Linked DNA regions of Mus musculus: region 2 is linked to region 1. A link is a contact called in ENCODE POLR2A ChIA-PET data. All regions are on one chromosome and are shown on one strand. The core of a region is the stretch at or near the end of the contact, and the rest is flanking DNA. Distances in the headings are between cores, read along the strand shown. Region 1 holds the start of Gstm4 (glutathione S-transferase, mu 4). Region 2 holds the start of Gnai3 (guanine nucleotide binding protein (G protein), alpha inhibiting 3).

Evidence for each region. ChIA-PET counts read pairs that join two places held with the same protein, here RNA polymerase II (POLR2A).
Region 2: POLR2A ChIA-PET joins it to region 1 with 13 read pairs in Patski. The contact joins the promoter of Gnai3 here to the promoter of Gstm4 in region 1. POLR2A ChIA-PET finds 5 or more read pairs at or near these places in 4 of 5 experiments (Patski and embryonic stem cell).

Annotation. Positions count from the first base shown.
Region 1 is chr3:108,043,526-108,046,225 of GRCm38, reverse strand. Gstm4 (glutathione S-transferase, mu 4) reads left to right here and starts at 1,370. Exons shown (of 8, transcript NM_026764.3): 1 at 1,370-1,589; 2 at 1,798-1,873; 3 at 2,267-2,331; 4 at 2,625-2,700. The coding sequence starts at 1,554.
Region 2 is chr3:108,144,807-108,147,514 of GRCm38, reverse strand. Gnai3 (guanine nucleotide binding protein (G protein), alpha inhibiting 3) reads left to right here and starts at 1,363. Exons shown (of 9, transcript NM_010306.3): 1 at 1,363-1,627. The coding sequence starts at 1,510.

The DNA.
Region 1 (2,700 bases), core at 121-2,620:
TTACAGGTCCATGTGTGATGACACACGCCTTTAATTTCAGCACACAGAGGCAGAGACAGGTGGATCTCCGTGAATTCAAGGCCAGCCTGGTCTATACAGTGAGTTCTAGGACATCTGGGGATATGCAGAGAGTGACACATCCTTGTCTCTGAGAAACAACAATAAAAACCAAACAAAAACTTGCCCCCCCCACCCCCCCAAACCTTCAAAACACCACCATCATCAACCAAAAAACCCAAAAAACAGATTACAGCTGCGTGTTATCTTAGGTCATAGAAGTTTATTACATGGAAAATCCAAGACAAGTATTTCTTCTTACATCATTCTCTTAAAGGAAGGCTAAACAGACAGACAGAGTACATAGTAGAATAGCAAGCTTAAGGGACTTCAAGATGTATTATTAACTCTTGCTGTGAGGTCCAGTGAAAGTCCCAGTCTCTTAGAATGTGAGAATTATTTTTGTCACAATGCATTGCCACAGTACATTCTTAACATTAGTAAGAATTGTAAGTATGGTCACCTGCCACTTTAGCACATTTTAGTTAAAGATGGACCCTATATACTCAGGAAGACTTATAATGGAGCTTAAAATTCTTATTTGGTGATCTTGTAGAAGTCTTAATGTAATAACAAAATGCAGTGAGTGTGTGATGTCTGTTGTACAAAATGAGAGCCCACTTCCCTAAGCCCCCCTCCGCAGACTACAGTCTTTGGACACATACGACAACCAATGTTGTGTGAAGAAACAGTGTGCCTTGCTATGAACAGCAGCTATTGAGAACTCAGACATCTCTCTCTTGATTGCATTTGCTATAAACTAATCCTGAGTTGTCACATGCTGACCCTGTGTACCCTCGGACATTTCAGAAGTCTTAGGTCTGTGTAAGTACACACTAAGACGGTCACTCAATAGAGAAAGCTGCCTCTGTCCTTGGGTAATACAGACATCCTGACCATGTATGAAACTTCAAATTTTCCATTTTCCACCCTTTTTTTGAGTCAGGGGTTTATCTGTGATAGAAATAATCTCTTTGAATTCAGATGAGGAACTTCTGAACAGAAAGACAACATGTTCTCTGCCAGACGGAAAAACATCACCTGGGGACCACTGTCATCAGCAGAGCCCCGCAGAAGTCTGTCTTGTTTGACAGCAGGGTTGAAGTGCTTAATCAGCACTTCCGGGTTGGGGCCTCTCCTAGTGGCCTGACCCTCCCACAGACCGAAGGCAACAGGGTAAGAAGGCAGAGCGGTACGGCAAAGGCAGGGAGTTACTAGAGCTCTGCATCTGCGCACCGGGCTGGACGATTGGGCGGAACTGCAGGCGGGATCGCTTATTACGCTTTCCGGTCTGTTGGGGGCGGAGCTCAGTAATTTGGCTTCTGTAGGTGACTGTCAGGGGAAAAGCTGTAGAGCAGGGTGTGTGTTGCGGGGCAGAGTCTGGAGGGGCAGGATCACGCCGGGCACCAGCCCCGCCCAGGGACCCGAGGGCACTAGGATAAAGTCAAAGTTGCTCACACCGGAGGCCGGTGGACTCAGTCTCAGGCACCAGCATCATGCCTATGACACTGGGTTACTGGGACATCCGTGGGGTGAGCAACCACCTGATGAGTGGGAAGGATTGCAGGGTTAGGAGAAGGCGAGCTGGGGGGTGAGGATGGGGTGGGGCGAGAGGAATCCCTTGCTTGTCTGGCTCAGGGTCTTGCACACATGTCCTTGCTGGTTTGTGCGCCCGTGTATATGCACTTGGAGGAGGTGAAGTCACACAGAAGTCCCCCGCCCCCATTCCTATCTTTTCAGCTAGCTCACGCTATTCGGCTGCTCCTAGAATACACAGGCTCAAGCTATGAAGAGAAGAGATACACCATGGGAGACGGTAATGCTATTTGTCGGTCAGACGTCTCCTGTCCATTGGCGCCTAGCAATTGGTGCCTACATTACATTTCACGCCTCCCGCACTACGGGGCTCCCCCAGATGGACTTAGAATCTGCCTCTTTCAGTAAGCCCCAGAGAGCTGGGCTTGACCTTCCTTCCTCCTGGAAGTGAAGGGGTGGATACCCCTCCTGTTGAAATTAGATCACATTCCTCATCAAGATTTGCCTAAACTTTGTAGGCCCCTCAGTTCCAAGCACTCTTTATTCCTGAAACTTTCAGGGATAAAGGCTCACTGTGTGAGGTTACAGATCCTTGTCTTAGGGGGTTGGGTCCCTGAAATAGGTGTGTTGGACACTGGGCTGATTTCTCTTTATGCAATCTCATCAATCACAGCTCCTGACTATGACCGAAGCCAGTGGCTGAGTGAGAAGTTCAAATTGGGCCTGGACTTTCCCAATGTAGGTAGAGGGGGACGGGGAGGTTTGGGGACGGGGAGGTTTGGGGAAGTCATCTCACCTCCTCACCTGGAAGAGGGGCTTGGAGTCAATGCTTCCTTCTGTTCACTTGCTTCCGTTCCTGGTGGCGTTTCTGAGATGGGCTGTGTCCTAGCTTTTCCATTCAGTGTGCAGTGTGTTCGTAGAGGGCTTCCCATGCTAGCCATGATGAACGGCAGGCCACATGTCAGTCCTAATCCAGAGAAGGAAGGCTGGGACCTCACATCCTGTCTGACCATCCTTTATTGTCCAAGCAGTTGCCTTACTTGATTGATGGGTCACACAAGATCACGCAGAGCAATGCCATCCTGCGCTACATTGCCCGCAAGCACA
Region 2 (2,708 bases), core at 114-2,613, 100 kb before region 1:
CCAGCTATACCTTCTAGAGAGGTCTGGTAGAAAGAGGGCGTGAAGTTGAAACTAGACAGATGTACTTACTGTGTGGACGTGGGAAAGCGACTGAATTCCTCTGAGCCCATTTTCTCATTGGCGACAATGGGGATTAATATTACCTACCTCACAGGGTTGTTGTGAGGATTAAGAGATGAGACATGGAAGTGCCTACCTGGCAAAAAGGTACTCAATAATGTTGTGTTTCCCCCTTTCCTCTTGACCCTTTCCCCCCTAGAAGTGATCAGAAAGGAAAAGCAGTTTCTTTTGGAAATGAGTGGGAGACTTTCCAGACTTGGAATTGACAAGCATTATGGGTGACGTGGACGAGGTTAATCTAATTAGATGGTTCTAATTAATTAATTTTCACTATAGACCTTTCTCTTGGGAATTTGTAGCTTAAGTTACCTCCTACTAGAGAAATGTTTTAAATTCCAGGGAAATGTTTCAATGGCTGTAAAAAAATGCCCCTTCTTAAAACGGGTGTTGAGTCATTGTGGGTCTATTTAGTAGGGACTTTAGGATATTCTTCACAGAGCCAATATTCAGGAGATAGTAGAAAGACAACTTTTACCAAACTTCCCCCTTTCTGTGGCTATCACAGAGGAACTCTTGTTAGATTAGAGATTAGCTCGTTTATTTCTGGGTATGGAACTAAGTCCTCAGGTTTACCTGGAAGAAAGGGAAGCGTGGAAATATTATAAATGAATTACACCTAGTTTCATATTCTAATACTTACTACCTATTTTTCACTCTCTATTACTTGATGCGGTCGAGTGATCCTTTGCCAACATAGGAGTGCCAGGCATATGTACAGCTCACAGAAATCCATACGTTGTAGCAGAAGGACTAATATATACTTGGCATAATGGGTGTAGCCAGAGGAATGGGTGAACATCCAGGCTGGGCAGCTCAAGGATCAGACGGAGGGAACTTTGGCTGAAGTGCCCAACACGCGGCTCTGGACAGAGACCTGGGCTCCAAATCACAGATGAAAAGGAAAAAAGGTTTTTTTGTTTGTTTGTTTTCTGGAGAGGGAGGCTTTTCCCAACAGCAATTCCCAGAGGACTGTGAGCTCTCATTTGAGAATCTGATCCTCACCGCCAAACCTCCAGAGCACACCACGTGCTGGAAGTCCCGCTTTTTCTACACTTGGAATCCAAGTCCAGGAGCCGGAGAAGTAAAAGGGTATTAAGGCTGGGAGGTGCGGAGCGAAGGCTCGCCATCACTCCACGGGGACAGTCAGGTACCAGGGAACTTCCGCTCTCCGTACCACCTCCGCCTCCCACTGGCACAGCGCTCTAAGTAGTAACGGCCGCTGGGCGTCGCCGGAAGTGTCGTAAACAGCACACATCCGGTTCTTCCGGGAGCTAGGGGAGCTGACGGAGAAGGCCACCGCCCAGCAGAAGACCCGTCTCCGCCGGTGTGTGGCGATTCCCGCGGTGTGTGTGAGTGAGCCCGGGCCCGGTCCCCTCTCCCGCCGCCGCCATGGGCTGCACGTTGAGCGCCGAGGACAAGGCGGCGGTGGAGCGGAGCAAGATGATCGACCGCAACTTGCGGGAGGACGGGGAGAAAGCGGCCAAAGAAGTGAAGCTGCTGCTGCTCGGTGAGGGGCTGGGGGCGGAGCTGGAGCGCTGGAGCCGGAGAGCCCGGCCCCGGGAGCAGCCGGAGCTGATCGGGGTCTGGCCAAGGCCGGCAGAGAGGACCCCAAAGGGACAAGGAGGGGATGCCCAGCAATGGGGCGGGTACTGGGCTTGGCGACTGAGGCCCCGGAAGGCGTGGGGATTTCAGGTTGGAGAGGGTGTAACCCGGCTGGGATGGTACTTAGTAGAGTTGGGGAGTTTGGAGCCCCGAGACTGTGCTGGGAATCCGGGCACGGCTCTTAAAGGGAGGGACCGAAATTAGGGAGGGTTCACACTGGGCTGGAACGTGTTGAGGAGGATAGTGTATGGTGTCTGGTGGGGCCTGTCTAGGGTTTGTGTGAGTTTGATACTTGATGTCAGGATAAAGCTGGAAGGATTGAATGATTAAATAGCGAAGCTAGTACAGAGAGGGTCACATAAAGAACTTGCTCGCAAGTCTTTTTGTGCTGTTAGTGAGGTGGGTTGTCCAGGAACACCCAGGAGGCGGTTGAAATAAATGACAGGTTCTTAGGTATAAAAGAAAAGACCTTGGGTGCAGAGGCCACTAATACTTTTTTCAACTTTTTTTTAAAATCTCTCTCTCTCTCTTTTTTTTTTTTAAATTCTCTTGAGCTTCCGTGATTCCTTTTTTAAATTAAAGGGCTAGGGATGGTGTGAGCTGAGGAAATTGAAAGAATGCCATTTTTGAGGTTTGGGGTAGAGGACAGTGGGACCATGTGTGTCGGGAATAGTAGAGGATAACATATGGACTGGGGCAGATTTATTGTAGAGATTGTGATCTATTTGGGAGGGGTTGATTTTTTTTTTTAATTGGGTTTTTCAAAATAAAAGTATGTATTGGCTTTCAGACTACAAACACCGTGTTGTCTTATACTCAAGTGGGCTTTTTTATCTCTAGTCAGACATGTTTCAGTCAGGATAATTTCGTTTTAAACTTTGATAGGCCCAGTAAATCATATAAACTTCTCTCGCATTAGCTTACCAGTAAATCCAGCTGTATTCATTATTTATATCTTTGAGGAATCTGTTAGATGAGAATCATTA